Regions from separate parts of the Mus musculus genome. Here region 2 is linked to region 1. Evidence: chromatin loops called from intact Hi-C (ENCODE). Cell type or tissue: heart. All regions are shown on one strand.

The links. Hi-C counts contacts between places; a loop is a spot of excess contacts. Peaks named below come from ENCODE experiments on the same cell type or tissue, not always from the same donor. Only the 100,000 strongest peaks of a DNase experiment are listed, where the experiment ranks them.
Region 2: it touches region 1 in a loop (2.9-fold over the local background); 4 of 42 quality-filtered maps call a loop at or near these places.

What each region holds. Positions count from the first base shown.
Region 1 is chr6:128,475,058-128,483,057 of GRCm38, forward strand. All of the region lies in intron 2 of Gm10069 (predicted gene 10069), which reads left to right. Among named protein-coding and RNA genes, the nearest start is that of Gm10069, 40 kb to the left of the region's middle. In heart, no CTCF peak of the experiment used is centred here; a DNase peak (open chromatin) is centred at 4,894; H3K4me3 peaks cover 794 bases.
Region 2 is chr6:128,224,206-128,232,205 of GRCm38, forward strand. Tead4 (TEA domain family member 4) reads right to left here. Exons shown (of 12, transcript NM_011567.2): 10 at 6,387-6,527; 11 at 4,363-4,515; 12 at 2,938-4,274. The coding sequence ends at 4,161. Among named protein-coding and RNA genes, the nearest start is that of 9330102E08Rik, 44 kb to the left of the region's middle. In heart, a CTCF peak has its summit at 3,541 (motif pointing left); no DNase peak of the experiment used is centred here; H3K27ac peaks cover 891 bases.

The DNA of each region.
Region 1 (8,000 bases):
GGCCTCTGCTCAAGTCCCGGGATGAGCTGGCCAGCACCCCAATAACCCGAGAGAAAACCACACCTGATGCAAACTGCAAAAGGTTTTATTATCAGCTAGCTGAGGACGAAGTCCCTCTGCAGTGCAGGGGAGTTCGACCCCAAGCGGTGACAGTAGGGGACTTTTAACAGCTAGCTGAGGAATTGGGAGGAGTTGGGAGGAGAGTTCTTCTCTTCCGGGTGTCCTTGGTGAACTTTACAAGGTAGGAGTGGGGAGTGAGTTCTTTCTGAATTTTTATCTCTGTGTCCTCGGCACAGGAAGGCAGGCATCTCTGGTTGTAAAGTATAGAAACAAAAAGGCTCTTTGCTGGCTATAGAGAACAAAGAGCTTCTTTCTGGCTGTATTTTTAGAGATCAGGGGAAACAAGCTTGGGGAACGTCCAGGGGCTTTACCTTCCAGGGAGAAACGCTCTAAGTCGGGGTCTCACAGTCCCACCCCTGAATTCAGGTCCTCAGGGTGTTACCTTTACACATCATGTGAGAGAGAGAGAGAGAGAGAGAGAGAGAGAGAGAGAGAGAGAGGGGGAGGGAGGGAGAGAGGAGGCCACTGTCCCTATGTAGGTTGAAAATCAGCCGTAGCAGCCACAAGACTGATAAGATCCCTAAGAGGGCGTGGCTGATGGAGGGATGGTTGTCTTGCTGTGCTCGCTCCCATTGAGCTTCATTGACACCACCTCTAGGCTCCAGGGGTCACCCAGGTCCCCCTAAGTACTTGGAGTTTTAGCATGGCTCCCTCATTTCCCATCTGTATGAAGAAGAAAAAATTACAAGAGCGATCAGAAAAACTCTGTGCCCTGGGAAAGCTCAAAACCGTAACTACGGGCTCAGGGAAAGGTGAGCGACCCAGGAGGAAAGGAGCCCTACAGCCTCATATCAGCCTCCTCACATCAGCCTATCCTCAGCAGAGATTGGCCCTGTGGATCCCTGATTGCTGTCGATAAGGCCACCACCCCCACAGTCACCAACTCCTTTCTTTCCCACGTGTTTATAGTGCCAGCATGGACCCCAGGATGGAAAACCATGCGTGTGGTGCTTCTCGTTATCGAGGCAGAACACACTTCTAAAGTTCGGTCCATCTCCTGGATCTGGAGCCCTGAGGGAGCGGTCAGGCCCCTGGTCTTCAGTGCTTATATGCCTGGTCCCTTAGTTTGGGGTGTTGCTCAACCCTGTGCTGGTTGTGCACAAAGACCGCATGTGAGGGAGGTGAAATATACACGTACACACACACACACACACACACACACACACACACACACACATACACACACATGTATATATATACATATTCATATATGTATACACACATACATACACAGGGCCAGGTATCTCAGGGATCCCAACCTGAGCATGAACCTTTATCCAGTTGAGGAAATTAAGCTTCTACAGTATTTTCCATTTTTAAGTACTCCTCCTCCCTGGGGGAGCTTAGTGGAGGGTTGTTCTACAAGAAGCTCTGGACAAAACATGGAGCGTTTCCTAGTGAGTGGCAGCAGCACCACAGTCCTTGGGGTCCCGAGGGCAGGAGAGGTTACACCCTGGCAACCGTCCTCACACGAGGCTCTCTGGCTCCAGATGTGTCCTGTCTTTCCTGTGTCTCTGTCTAGCATTTAGCAGGCTATGCATACTTAGATCTGGTGGACAGTGCTTTGCTGAGTTGGGTGTGAGTTATGTGGTCTCAGGGGTTCTGTGGGGGCAGCTGCAAATAGGTGTCTTTCCCAAGGTAATAGTGTGGAATGACTTTTTTTTCCCTAACCCAACGGTACATGGGGTGTTTCCTCAGGTATATTATTATTTTTCATTTCCCAAAGTGTTGCTTTTCTTCTGGCTTTGATAGAGTGGAGGAGAGGTCTGTTTTGGCTCACGGTTTGAAGGGACCCAGTGCTTCATGGTGGTGATGGCAGTGGGGAATTCCTAGAGGCAGCTGTGTCGCTGGGACCACGAAACAGGCAGAGATGAGTGAGCTTGTGTTCAACTGGCCTTTACATTTTTTTTAAAAAAAGAGGCCCAACATGTCCAGATTTTATTTATAAAGCTTTTTTTTTTTTCCTGGCTGTTATACAGAGAATAAAAATGTTGCTACAGCCACAGTGTAACTGGTAGGCACAGATGGCCGATTCACCCATCACAGCTGTCCACACTACAGCAAGTCTCACATGAAAATATTTACAGCCCCCCTCTCTCTGTTGAGAATAGTCTTCTCTTATACAGTACATCCTGAACACCCCCCCCCCCACCCCACTCCTCCCAGCTCCCTTTGCCCAGATCCCTCCCGGCCTCTTTCCCTAAGTCAGAGCTTGTTTTCTTTTCACTGGATACAGATTTAAAGATGTATCTATTTCATTTATAATGAGTACACTGTAACTGTCCTCACACACCAGAAGAGTGCACGGGATCCCACTACAGATGGGTGTGAGCCACCATGTGGTTGCTGGGAATTGAACTCAGGACCTCTGGAAGAGCAGTGCTCTTAACCTGCTGAGCCACCTCACCATCGTTAAGAGCTTGTTTTCAGTAACTTCTGGGGAATAACAATGACGTTGAGCTTTGGCAAACTCCTTACAGAGGACTGCAGGAAACTAGTTTTTCTGGTCCTCTGCCTGTTGGTGTAGGTCACTCAAGACTCCAACTGCTAATCCCGACTAATCTGATTTCCTGGTGTGAACTCAAAAGCTTCTTTGTTTCTGATAGAGATTAACTTTACAGACAATGTTGAAAACCCTACTAAAAAACGACCTTTACTCTTTTTTTGCCTTCCCATGAACTCCTCTAACCCATCTCAGAAGCAGCCTGCCTCCTTGTTTTGAACAAATCAGAAAAAGTCCAACAGAGTAACAAATGTATCTTTTTGGAAGCTGAGTAAAGTCTTGGGTGTTGCTTCCTGCTGCTTCCGTTGATGTGCCGGTTTAGTTGGTAACTCCTGTAATTATCCTTGTTCATTTATTCCAGAATTCAACAAATCCAACTCCAAATGGTTTCACAAGTTGACAATGTCCCCCTGTGTCCTCCTGGTACGGGAATTCAAATACCATGGTGTCTCTGACCCAAGGACTGTCTCCTGACTACCCACTACCAAACAAGGAGACCTTCTAACCCAATGACGCCCTAATTCAGCCGGAAGCCGACTGCTTCCTGACTTGAGACCCCAAGTCTTCCAGTTTACCAGGCCATAAGCAGAGAAGATTACAAAGAGAGCAAGGACACACGGAGGTTCCCCCACCCCGCTACACAGGGATGAGTGGCAGGATCTGCCTGACTACTGTCCCGGAAATGGCTCACACATTAACTAGGCCTCACCCCCTTACCCAGACAGATCGACGACCCCTGTCATTTAACCCAAGTATGACCTATTCCCCTACCTTGGCCATGCAGCATAGGCCACATATTAACTAAGCCTACTTTTCTTCCCTTCTGTCTGAAACCTTAAACAGCAGACACCCTGCTCTGCTTGCTTTGAGGTACCTCAGAGACCCCGCTGTGCCACCTGAGGCCCTGTTGCTGCTGTTAAAACACTGGTTGAACCTCTTTTCCTTTCCCACCCTAAAGCTAAACAGTAGTGTTTTGAGGAAGTGATGCTAACTCAATTTGGAGGAATCGTGTTTAGAACAAAGAATACAAAAACAAACAGACAAATAAAAACCGTAAAAACAAAGTCAGATACAAAACTGTGTAATTGGCCAATGGGTGGTGGACAGTTGAGGGGCCTAGGCCATCGGACTCACTGGCCTCAGGTGACTCCACTTGAGGCTTCAGGGTGACAGGAAATTCCCAGGGTCTTCACCCAGCTGAAGCAGAGGGTGGCTGAGTAGTGATTTCTGGGGTGGGGAAGGGGGAAGTCTTTCTTCAAGTCATGTCTGAGAATCTCTCCTTGACTTTGGGTCGCCACTGTCCTGTCTCAGGTGAGAGGCAGAGTCTTCAGTGACTGTCCCTTCCTTTGCACACCATCAGTGTACCAAGCCCCCTGCCCCCCCCCACCCCCCCCAGCCCATGCATGTAACTGAAGCAGCCACATACTAACGTGATTCTCACCCATTTTTGCCCGGAGTGTAGGTTAGAGGGTTTAAAGCAGGGCAGAGGAGGGACTGGGTACTGAAAAAGACGTCTTGTTTAATGCTACAGAGCTCGTTCACTGGAGGTTTTATTTGAAGCTGTAGCCTGCATCCATGGTACCTCAGCACAGACAATACTTCACCGGGTCCTGAGGACTTGGGTTACTGCTTTTTAATTCTAGCAAAGACATTTTAAACAAACGCATGAATACAGAGAGAAGATCCCGGGGAATGCCCCAGCACCCTACGTACCGCTACAGCTATCAAATTGAAACCTCCCTCTTCATCCTTAAGCGTCATTCACACTTTTTTTTTTTTTGTTTGTTTGTTTTTGTTTTTCGAGACAGGGTTTCTCTGTATAGCCCTGGCTGTCCTGGAACTCACTTTGTAGACCAGGCAGTCCTCGAACTCAGAAATCCTCCTGCCTCTGCCTCCCCCTCTTCCTCCCTCCCTCTCTCCCACTGTGCTGGGATTAAAGGCGTGTGCCACCACGCCCGGCTTTCATTCACATTTTTTGCAACGAATTCCAGAGAGTAGGTCTTCCTCCTGCCCCTGACCCCCCTCTTCCTCCCTCCCTCTCTCCCACTACCAGCTTCCTTAAGGAGAAAGTGAGATAATCTAGACATTCGGTGAAATGAAGATCAGCTCCGGGCTGAGAAGTCAGGGAAGGAGGAAGGAACTGGTCTATTATAAATTTGTCAGGGCTCTGTGTTTCCGATATGAATTGAATCTCCTGCAAAGACTCTGTGCTGAGGACAGCCGTCTCCCTCTAGCTCCCCCTTGCGGCTGATTTCCTCTAGGTCGAGGGGGAGGGAGTCAGGGATAGGAAAACAGAATGGCTCTTGCCCCCCCTGCTGGCTGCCCGCGTGGATGACAGGAAAGGCCCACAGCAGGGGTGCACCTGGGAGGACGTTTCTTGGTTTGCGGTTCCTTCAGGAACCACCCCTCCCCAGCCCCTCCCCCCCAGCAGACAGGCAAACGATGGGACACGGTGTGAGGAAGGGTCTCCTCAAAGTTTTAGCCCCCGTCTTATCTACAGGTCTGCAGGGCTCCAGGGATGGCAAGGCTTACAGCGGGCCACAGCGGGCCGCAGCGGGCCAATGCCCACGAGGGCTAGCACTGCACGGTGCCAGGAGGAGCAGACTCCTGCTGTGTGTTTCTGGCATCCTGCATGACAGACACCAGTGAACCCATCATCCCTTTAAATGGAAACTCAATGGCAGAGGCTAGTTGTCCTAGCAACTGCAGGACAGAAGAGCCTTTGTCGGGGCTGGAGAGATGGCTCAGCAGTTAAGGGCACTGACTGCTCTTTCAAAGGTCCTGAGTTCAATTCCCAGCAACCACATGGTGGCTCACAACCATCTGTAATGAGATCCGATGCCCTCTTCTACAGTGTACTCATATAAATAAAATGAATCTTTAAAAAAAAAAAAGAGCAAAAAAGAAGAGCCTTTGTCACTGGCTGTGGCAACACATGCTGGTGACCATGTCCTCTTCTTCCCCCCCACCTCCCACTCTCCTTTAGACATGCAGGCCCCTAGTAGCTGTTGAACTATTGGGTTTGTCTTTATTAGAGAGACTGTCTCTGATTTATCAGACTTCACAGCAGAGAAGAGAGATCTGCGGAAGGAGGCAGCTGTGTAAATAGAGCCTGGATGAGACTGGCCTGGATCACCCTAGGCACTGTGGTCTCCCAAGTGGGATCTCAAAGATGGCATAGTCAAATATGGCACCATGGTGGGGACGTACTCCCAGCCTTGTCGCAGAGCTGTCTGGGATTTGAAGGCAATAATTATCTTTATTTTCAGTACTTGCCTTCTTTATGTTGGCTCAGACAAGTACTGTAGGGCATTTGAACAGGTTTCCTCTGTGGTCCGCTCTCTGTAGGGGACTCCACTGAGTCAGCTTGTTTTCAGACACTGAACAGCACGGAAAAGTTGACATGTCAGTTTGTGAACACAGAGGATCTGGAATGAACTTTGCCGTGCCACACTCTGTACCCTCAGTTCGAGATGGGAGGTGACAGCTGATAACTGTTACGAAAAGGCATTCTTGAGGCCAGCATGTGCCTGGGACTCAGCTTGGCTTCTGAAGACCATGAAGTGTGGCAAGCCTGACACCGACATCCGAATCTCTTCCCAGACCACAATGGGATTCATTTCTTCCTAGCTCTCAGGTGTCCATGATTTGAAGGCAGTACTGCCCGTTACCCACTCCAAGATTCTCGGATACAGTACACAGCCTCTCTCCTGGTTTCTGTATGCACTGCTCCTCCTTCAGGCTCCTCCAAGGCCACAGGGAGTGGAGAAAGGAGGGGTCTTAGGGTGTACCCTTCTCTGTCAGTTGTCATCTGAGTATCCCACTCTTCTGCTAACAGGGTCCTCATGATGGCAAAGCACGCCCAGGCTAAAGCAGGACCCACTTTCCACCTGAGGTCTGGCTATAGTTCCTCAGCTTCCAGTCACTGTGTGGGGCCCTAGAGCACCACCCAGATTCTCTTAGAAAAACACCGCAATTGTGGAACTCTCCAGAACAGTCTCTAAATGAGAAAGTCAGGATTGGGCAAATTGATGTGATTCAGCTGTCTACGACCTGAGTTGATACCACCCAAGCAGGTTTCAAATGTCGTTACAGTATAGATATGATACAAAGGGAGAAGCAATTCTGGACTAGGCTGGGTTAGATGGCAGCAGGGCACCACCAAAGTCTCTGGTTATCTGATGCTTGGAGATGTGACTTCATCAGACTGTTCCTGAATCAATTTGTAGATCTATGGTTTGTGCTTGGTGCCCTGTCGCATTGTGAAGGAAGTGCCTGATCTACACACCAGAGCTTAAAACGCATTTAGAAATTTTCATGTCTTGATTTCCATTCTCAGGTCAGGCTGAGCTCACGAATCATGAGCTCGTCTGACGCTTACAACTTTGTGGCATGTCAGAGGATGAGCAGACCCACTCAGAAATGTCTCTGCATGTTCCTGCTGTCCGTCTGTGGGACTTTGTAACCCACGCTGGTTAAGTGTCTATCCAAGCCTCAGGCTGAGTAGCTATGCATGATGTTCCCTGAGAGGCAGGCAGTAACTTCTGGGAGTGAACAGTAACGAGACAAGATGCCTGAGAACCAAAAGTTCAGCGTGAGGGCTTGGGTGTAGATTCTTTTATCATTAAACATCCAGCTGAACAAAGCATCCAGGATGGCCATTAGCCCACCAGTGAGCTCCCCTGCCTCGCTACACGGAGACAGTCCACACTGAAAACAAACAAGCTGTTCCAAAGACGGAAGACAAGGCTGTTCAGAAGAAAAGATATTCTAGAAGCAACCAAAGCAACAAAAACTTCTGACATGGGAACGCATTCAGCATGAAAATATGTAAATAAAATAAAGTTCTAGTCTTAGTTAGGGTTTTACTGCTGTGAACAGACACCATGACCAAGGCAACTCTTATAAGGACAATATTTAATTGGGGTTGGCTTACAGGTTCAGAGGTTCAGTCTATTATCATTAAGGTGGGAACACAGCAGCATCAAGGCAGGCATGGTGCAGGGGGAGCTGAGAGTTCTACATCTTCATCTGAAGGCTGCTAGGAGAAGACTGGCAGCTAAGATGAGGGTCTTAAAGTCCACACCTACGGCCCACACCTGCTCCAACAAGGCCACACCTCCAAATAGTGCCATTCCCTGGGCCAAGCATATACAAATCACCACAGTTCTGTTGGTTGTTTTCATTTGTAAGCATTTTAAGTGTTCTCATGAGATACATCAAGTGAAATTATACATTAAAGTTAGAAACAGTTTTAAGAGTGAATTGGAAAAGAAAAAAACCAACTGTGTCACCCTCACTTCTGACACCATCTCTTTCTTTATTCATCTGGAACTTTTTTAGTTTATTGAAAAACAACCGTAGGTAGGTGAGATTA
Region 2 (8,000 bases), 250 kb before region 1:
ATGGGCACTCCTGGTCTGGGTGCTCCGTAACAGGCACAGAACTCCATTTCTGTACAAAGAAATCACACGAGCGCAGATATCTGTGTTTGTAGCAGACTTTACTGAGGATTTGAAGAGATGAAGGGGGCTTACATAGAAAAAAAATTACAAAAACCTTAAAATTGAATATTAGACATCTGTGAGTGTAAAAAAAAAATAATAATAAAAGCCACCATTCCCGTGGCCTGGGCTCTGGCTCTCTAGGAAGGCACACACATACCTGTGCCCTTTCTAATTCACTAAGTGTATGTACAAAAGCCAAGTTCCAGACACTTTTTAAAGAAATTTATTTCAGAGATTAGGCTTCACTGTGTAGTCCATGATGATCTCGTTCTTCTCCTGGGAGTTGGGGGGCAGAGGGAATTATAGCTGTGCAGCCAGGTGCCTGGCTGGGCATATTAGTTAGCTACATTCTACACAGTCAAGTCTTTGGGGGGAAAGGTAGTTTTCCTTCTGATCTGTTAGATAGGTTGTCCAAGGTGCCACCGAACCCTGCAACCATAGCTCTAGCAGGTTTTCAGCAGGGGTCAGACCCAGGTGGCCCCTGGGTAGCAACCCTGGAGGCAGCTCCCACTGTTCTGGCCTGGTGGCCAGAGAGGTGTTATACTGGCCCACAGTCACTGCCTTCCCTCAGTCCTCCAACCTCTGCCATCTGACTCAACCCCCAGCCTGGGAAAGACTGAGTGTGCATAGACTAGGGACACAAGGCCTATGGAAGAGGACTAGGACACAGCCACTTACACATATACATAGACAAGCTCTCTCTCTCTCTCTCTCTCTCTCTCTCTCTCTCTCTCTCTCTGTGTGTGTGTGTGTGTGTGTGTGTGTGTGTGTGTGTGTGTGTTTATTCATTTATTTGATTTTTGGTTTTATGGGGTTTTTTTGGGGTGGGGTGGGGTGGGGAGGTGGACTCAGGGCACATTCTTTCCATTCCTGTGACACATTGTTGACACAATCTGCTCCATCAGTGTCAGACCCTGTGAGGCAACAGACCTTTCACCTGTCCCTACATTTTCACCTGTCTCTAACATTTCCTGCTAACTAGATAACACACCATAAGGTTTCCACTCCCAAGATGGAGGGCTCTCTATCCCCAGGACTCTGGGGACTCTTGGTCATCTCACAGACCCAATGACACTGGTCATGCCTGGTTCACTCTCTTTTGCCTTTAGCCTGGCTGCCAAGCGATGCAGACCCAGAAAAGTTTCCAGCCCCAGACACCCAGGGGAGCAGGCTAGATGGGCTCAGGAGCAACAGTTCCACCTGCTCCTCTGTACAAACCAAATGCTCTAGAGCTCATTTCTAAATATAGCATCAAAGGAATGTGTTCCCTTGCTACACCTCCAGGCCTTGCCACCATCCTGAGAGCATTCCAAAGTGCACATCCACACAGGGAACACAGGGGCCACAGGACTGAGCTGCCTGCCTTCCTACCTGGCCTGTTCGCTGGCAGTATGTCCAACCTCTGTCAGTCAGCACACCCCTGGGGCACACCCATCCCCTCCCTGTCTCCAGGCCTCTCCATTCTCCCTCGGAATGTTCCTTCCGATCCACTTGTCTTCTCTACAGTGGTCAGTGCAGAGGTCAGACCTCAACAGCCTCCCTTAAAGTGAAGCTGACCTTGGGTACACACACACACACACACACACACACACACACACACACACACACACACACCCAGCACTTCCCACTACCTACAAGTCTCCTTAACTGGTTTCCAGTCACTGCCCTCCCCTCAGTCCAAAGTAAACTCCTAGCCACCCTGTCTATTCTGATCATGGACGCATTCCCAGAGTCTGCCACACCTCAGAAGTCAAACAACCACTCACAAAACAAATGAAAAAAATACAACCAACAACCTAAGCAACTTCCCAAAGCTCTCTGGGCCTTGTTTTTTCAGTCTTTAAAATAGGAAAGCAGGGCACAGTGAGGAACACCTGTAGTCCCAGGAAGCTGAGGCAGGAGGATCACTGGAATCAATAGCCCAGGCAAGAGAGGAAGATCTCACCTAAAAAAGACAAATGGTTTCAGCACAGTACCAGCTTGGCAGGATAAGTGAGGTTCCCTAAGTCAAGTGCCATGTTAACTTGAATGGAGAGGCAGTAAGACAGTCTTATATGGTGACTTTCCATTAGGCCACTGAGGTCAGTTAACACAGGAAAAACTTAGGACCCACACTGGGACCGAACATCTGAACGGACCTGCTTCCAATAGGAAAAGGTTATACCCTTCATGTTCCAAAAAGGCTGACTACATACATCGAAGTCTGAAATGTCTGAGGCTGGGGCTTGCAGGAGCTCTGCTCCTGGGCGGCATAAGCAGGGGAGGAGGCCAGGGCTAGGATGTTGGGGGGTGGGGGGGAGGGAAGGGCTGCAAACATAGGCCTGCACGTGGACTGGTGAATCCTGGTCACAAGGTCAGGGATGCAGTAGTCTTTCTGGGACCCTGGCCCTGTTTGATAGCAGGACCTTTACATAGTGCAGTAGGAAGGGAGGAGGCCTGGGTCTAGCCACCATCCTAACACGGTAGGGAGCAGCATATGGGTTAAATTGCTCTGAGTTAAGGAGAAGGAATTTGGGGCTACAGAAAGACTGGGCGGCTTGTCCGTCTTCCTCATCTGAGATGCAGCCAACCTCCTTCCATATGCCTATTTGCATACTTCTGGCATAGTCACTTAGCCTGTGTCAAACCTTGGCCCCAACACCAAAAACCACAGAAATAACATCAATAAATATTAGCCACCTTCCTCTCATAACCTGTTCCCTCAAGGACTACCTCTTCCCTGAGACCCTCGGATTCCTCCTCTCTGTGACAGGCAGTTACTGTAGGGACCACCCCACCCTAGTGCATATAGCTCTCCAGCCAGGGTTCTTAGCTGGAGTTGAAGTTCTCACGGTTAGTACCAATGCATATTTATTGAACATGTGGATGTGCTCAGCACTGTGTGAGGCACTGTCCATACACGAGGTAGGTGAATGTTATACCCATTTTACAGATGGGGAAACTGAGGCACCACAACATTTTTTTTTTAAAGGTTGCACACCAAAGTCAGGCTAGACTGACTCCAGAGCCCTTGTCCCTCACCTCTGTAGCATCACCACAATGCTGCCCTGCCCATTTCTGCATCCTCACAGATGCATCCCTGAGTCCTGGATACACACAAACATGCCCAGGTTGTATCTTTCTTCCTGAGGCTCCAGACTATTAGAACTGGCTCCAACTGGGGAAAGCAGACACCAGAAAGCCTTGAGAGGGCAGCAGAGAGACAGATCCAGGCCCTCCAGAGTGAGAGAAGCAATGGGGCTGAGGATTAGATTATTTAACTGGCACCGCAAGACCCGGGTACTTTACAGACACCCTCCCTCGTCAGTGCTGAGCAGAGAAGAAAAGAGACTAATAGAGAAGCCGAGGAGCCTGTGGAGGCCAGGCAGCTGGAAATGCTGGCCCTGAGGCAGGACGCCCTACCTCCAAGCCTTGCTTCAGTTTGGAGACCCTGCCCCCTGCAGGGCCACTGCAGAAAGAACAAAGCCACCCGAGTAGCTCTTACCCAGTCTCCCTCCAACAACTATGTTGCAGCCACACCTAAACCCAGCCCTGTTTGCAGGGATGGAGCCTTCTGCAGTAGCCATTCTCAGGCACCGATGGCAGGACAGACAGACAGTGTACATAAAGTCACCCACAGCATCTCTGGGTGTGTGACCTACGTGCAATCTGTCCTCAGGCCACTAGGGTGACCAGCAGCAGGAGTGTGAGGTTCCAGCAGCTGAGAAGGGTCTTGAGCTTTGGTGTCTTGGTGATATGCCTGGCTGAGTCCACCGGGGTTCTGGTTCCTTGGCTGTCCTGGAGTACTTTGGGCCATTGCTTCCAGCTTGCTTCCTGATGCCCCCTTCTCCCCTGCCCTTCTGGGCTCACACAGGCCAAACTAGCTCCTCTGAAAATACTTGACACCTTGGGTTTATTGGGGGTTGAGCACTGCAAGATCAGGCAGTTTGCTCCTGGTAAGAAGAGACCTGGCAACTCTGCTTGGCTCTCTTGGCACTTCCAGGGGACTGTCCCTGAAGGTCCCCTCCCAGGTCCCCATGTCCTGGACTTGTCCCCCCTACCATTGCTCTCCAAGTCTCTCATTCTTTCACAAGTCGGTAGATGTGGTGCTGAGCCCCATGCTCGCTGGCTGAAACTTCGAAGACATATGCAATACACAGCAAGGTCTCCTGTGTGTCTCGGTTGGTGACCACCTGCAGGCGAGAAGGTGGTGAGGGTCAAAGCCCTGGATACGGAAGCTGCCGTCGGCACCACCCGCTGGGCATCTGCCCCACATCATACCTGCAGGATGGTGAAGTTCTCCAGCACACTGTTCATCATGTACTTCTCGGGTAAGTGTTTCAGCTTGTGGATAAAGTTGATCATGTACTCACAGAGAGGGGACCGGTGGATGCGGTACAAATAGTGGCCATTCTCATAGCGGGCATACTCCGTCTGTAGAACCCCAGGGACAACAGAGGCTTAGAATCCCTTCCCCTCCAGCCCAAGCCCAAGTCGGCAGGGATGTCCCAGGTAGGGTCATCCTCTCAGGTTCATGGGCATGAATGAAGCCAGGCCTCTCCGCCTCTCCCTTTTGTCACTGACCAGACAGGCAGACACTTCCGGGAGACCTGGAAGTAGCCGAAGTAGCAGCAAGGAGATAGGGCAAGTGAGCAGGCGTTGTTGCACATGAGGCTGAGGTGGGGGGAGAATAGCAGCGCCTTCAAGATGGAACTGCCACGTGCATGAACCTTGGTAGTGGATACTGTTGGCCTAGGAGCTAGAGGGATGGCATGTGGGATGATGACTGGCTAGAGCCACGGGCATCTCAATACCTCGATACGTTTAACAAAAGTAAATAGCTAGAGGAGCTTTGTAAAAACTGCCTTTGCCGAGGCAGGACAGATAGATGCTTAGCCACAGTGAGCCCGGGCATCCATCTTTAGCAGCAAACAAACAAAACACGACACACTTGCAAACACCCAGTGCTACAACTGGACTACGCTCCCAAGATGGAGAGCAGTGACATGAGTGAGCATCGGTGGTGCTAACACGTACGTATCGAAAGCTTCCTGGCCATTCTAGGATTGGGATTGCAAAGCAGCGGTCCCTTTTCATGGTACCTAGCTGTTTGACATGAGGTGGCTGTCACCCCCAGGTGGAGAACAGCATCAATTCAGTTCCCCATGGGCCAAGAGGTGACCAGACTAACACCATGCACAGTGTTAGTCATTGCACAGACAGGGTCATAGACTTTAGGGCCACAGGTATGCTGGGATGGAGGCTTTGGTGCCATTTTGTCACTACACAATAGGATGGGAATGTCACTGCAATTGGAACCAGTGGATGATAAAGACAAACTGATACTTCCTTAGAGATGGGGGTGGGGTATTAACACAACCCCAAACATCCAACAGGAAGTGGGGGTGGGGGAGGTGTGCAGAGATCAACACAGGGCCTCTAAGCTTGTGCTCACCACCAGGCTGCCTGCCCTGAAGAGAAGCAGGAAATTCTGCCCCAAGTGTAAGGTCTCTGGGGCACTCCACAATTGAAAAGTGAGCTCTGTGCTTCTGGGTAGGAGCATCTAAAGACTATCTCAAGGAAGGAGGAGTGGAGGGGAGGAGGGGAGGAAGGGAGGGGGGAGGGAGGGAGGGAGGGAGGGAGGGAGGGAGGGAGGGAGGGAGGGAGGGAGAGAAGGAGGGAGGGAGGGAAGGATGAAGGAAAGGAATGAGGAAGGGAGAGGGAGGGAGAGAGAAGGAGGAAAGGAAGGAGGGAGAGAGGGGGAGAAGGAGGAATCAGGGATTGATTGAGGGTATTCTCAGTGGTAGGGTACTTGCCTAGCACACCCAGATTCTTACAGAAACCCCAACAACTGGAGCAAAGGGACTCCACAAGTTTCCAGCACTCAAGGAGTAAACAGCAAACCCTGAACACCCACCTCCCCTGCCTCTGCCTCTAGAGAGCTGTGTACCTGGGAAAGGCCTCTCTCCTAGCCCCGCACTCAGCTGTCAGAGACACAGATGGATTAGGGAGAAATCCTTGGGCTAGCCTGTGCTTTGGCCCTGCTCTAGATGTGGGATGCTTCCAAGGAAGGCTTGAAAGGAATCCCAGCCAGAAGACTCAGCCAGGGCTCTGAGGTGCAGGACAGGCAATTAAATCAGTAACTTACCAGATGCCTCATGCCCAACCCAAAATATGCACTTCCTTAAGGGCAGTGAAAGGGGCATGGCGTCCACCTCTGCCCAGGGGCCCCCTTAGCAATCCTGGCCCCAAGAGAAGGCACACAGCCCACCCTTTTGCCCTACACCCACCAGGGAGGCTCCTACCTCAACTTTCTCCACCACTTGCTTGCCAAATGAGCAGACCTTCGTAGAGCAGGTGATAATCATGTTCTCCGGGCTCTCGTACTGGCTGGAGACCCCATAGAAGGCGCTGCCCTCGTCATCGATGTTGGTATTGAGGTCTGCCTGCCGGAGACAGGGGGAGATGGGGTTGTTTGCAGGTGTGTCCTTAGGGTTCCTAGTGCCCAGTGCACGTCTTGGACCAGAGAACAGGACTTTAAAAGAATGGGGCAGGGACAGCAGAGTAGCCTGGGGCAGAAAGACTGAGTTCTAGATCATCCTGAGATATATACAAGACTCTGTCTGTCTGTCTGTCTGTCTGTCTGTCTACACATGCCTTGACTTTAAGAACGTACACATTTTTACCTTGAAGTGGCCAATATGGGGATGTGGAATTTTTACAGGAGTTACGTGTGTTTAGCATAGTATTCTTGGTACATTGTGGCTTCAGAAGGGCCAATGTTAAAACTGCTTCCATGGCTAAGCAAAGAAAATCGCCTGCCTATTCGTTTTGTGCTGGTAAGGAACAAAAGGCATAATTGGAGTGTGGTGTCTGTGGGTACTTTAAGGTTTGGGGCACCTGTTAGGCTGTGGTACAAACATCCAGTGGATGGACACACATTGACATCCTGTGTCTTCACATGCACACCCTTTACCAGTGGTCCCTAGGCAGAGCTGTAACCCAGTCTGCTCTAAGGGAAGAAACAGTTCATGGTCCATTATTTGTAAGGTTACGTGCTACTTGCTTTCATTATTTTTGCTACATAGTTTACTTGTATTTAAATGTTTTAGGCAATCTAAGAACAAATGCAAAAGTCGAGACGCAGCAGAAATGAACTGCTGTAAACAAACTGTAAACAAAGCACAGCTGTAAACAAAATCCCAAGGATTTAGCTTTTTTTTTCTTTTTTTTTCTTTTTTAGCCTTTTCTTTTTAGCTTTTGTGATTTTTTTCTTTTTTGATACTTGCTTGACATGTATGTGTTGTTAAAAAAAAACAAAAAACAAAAACAAACACATGGAAATAACTTGAGATGAGGCCTAGCTTTGTTTTGATGTCATGAAATTTTCGTGAACAATCCAAACACAACTGTTAAGAGCACATGAATTAAAGTTTGTGTAAGTGGAATAAAAGTTTCATGAATGAGCTTTTCAACAAAAGTGTGTGTGTGTGGGGGGGTAAGGGGCAGGACTTGGGTACAACTCAGAGAGAACCTTTGTCCTGGAAGGACCAGAAAGAAAGAAGAAAAAGAAAGAAAAAATTGGTACAGGGCAGTCATAGGAAAGCCTCTGCTACCCACACATCCTGGCTCGGTGCCAATCTTTCTGGTTTGTTCCCCAAAACAACAAGAAATAAGTTCATAGCTGCCCACATGGAGCGCATGAATTAATTCTTGGTTGCCTATTGTATTAGTTACTTTAGGACTGCTGTGACTATCACAGACAGCCTAAGAGAGGAGGGGGTTATCTCGCCATCTCAGACCCTCACAGCAGGGAAGCATGGCAGATGATTCCATCTGGTGCTAAAACATGAGACGGTGGCTGTTCACATGGCATGGGGCAGGAAGCTGAGGCCACAAGCCCAAACCAGGAGTGGGTA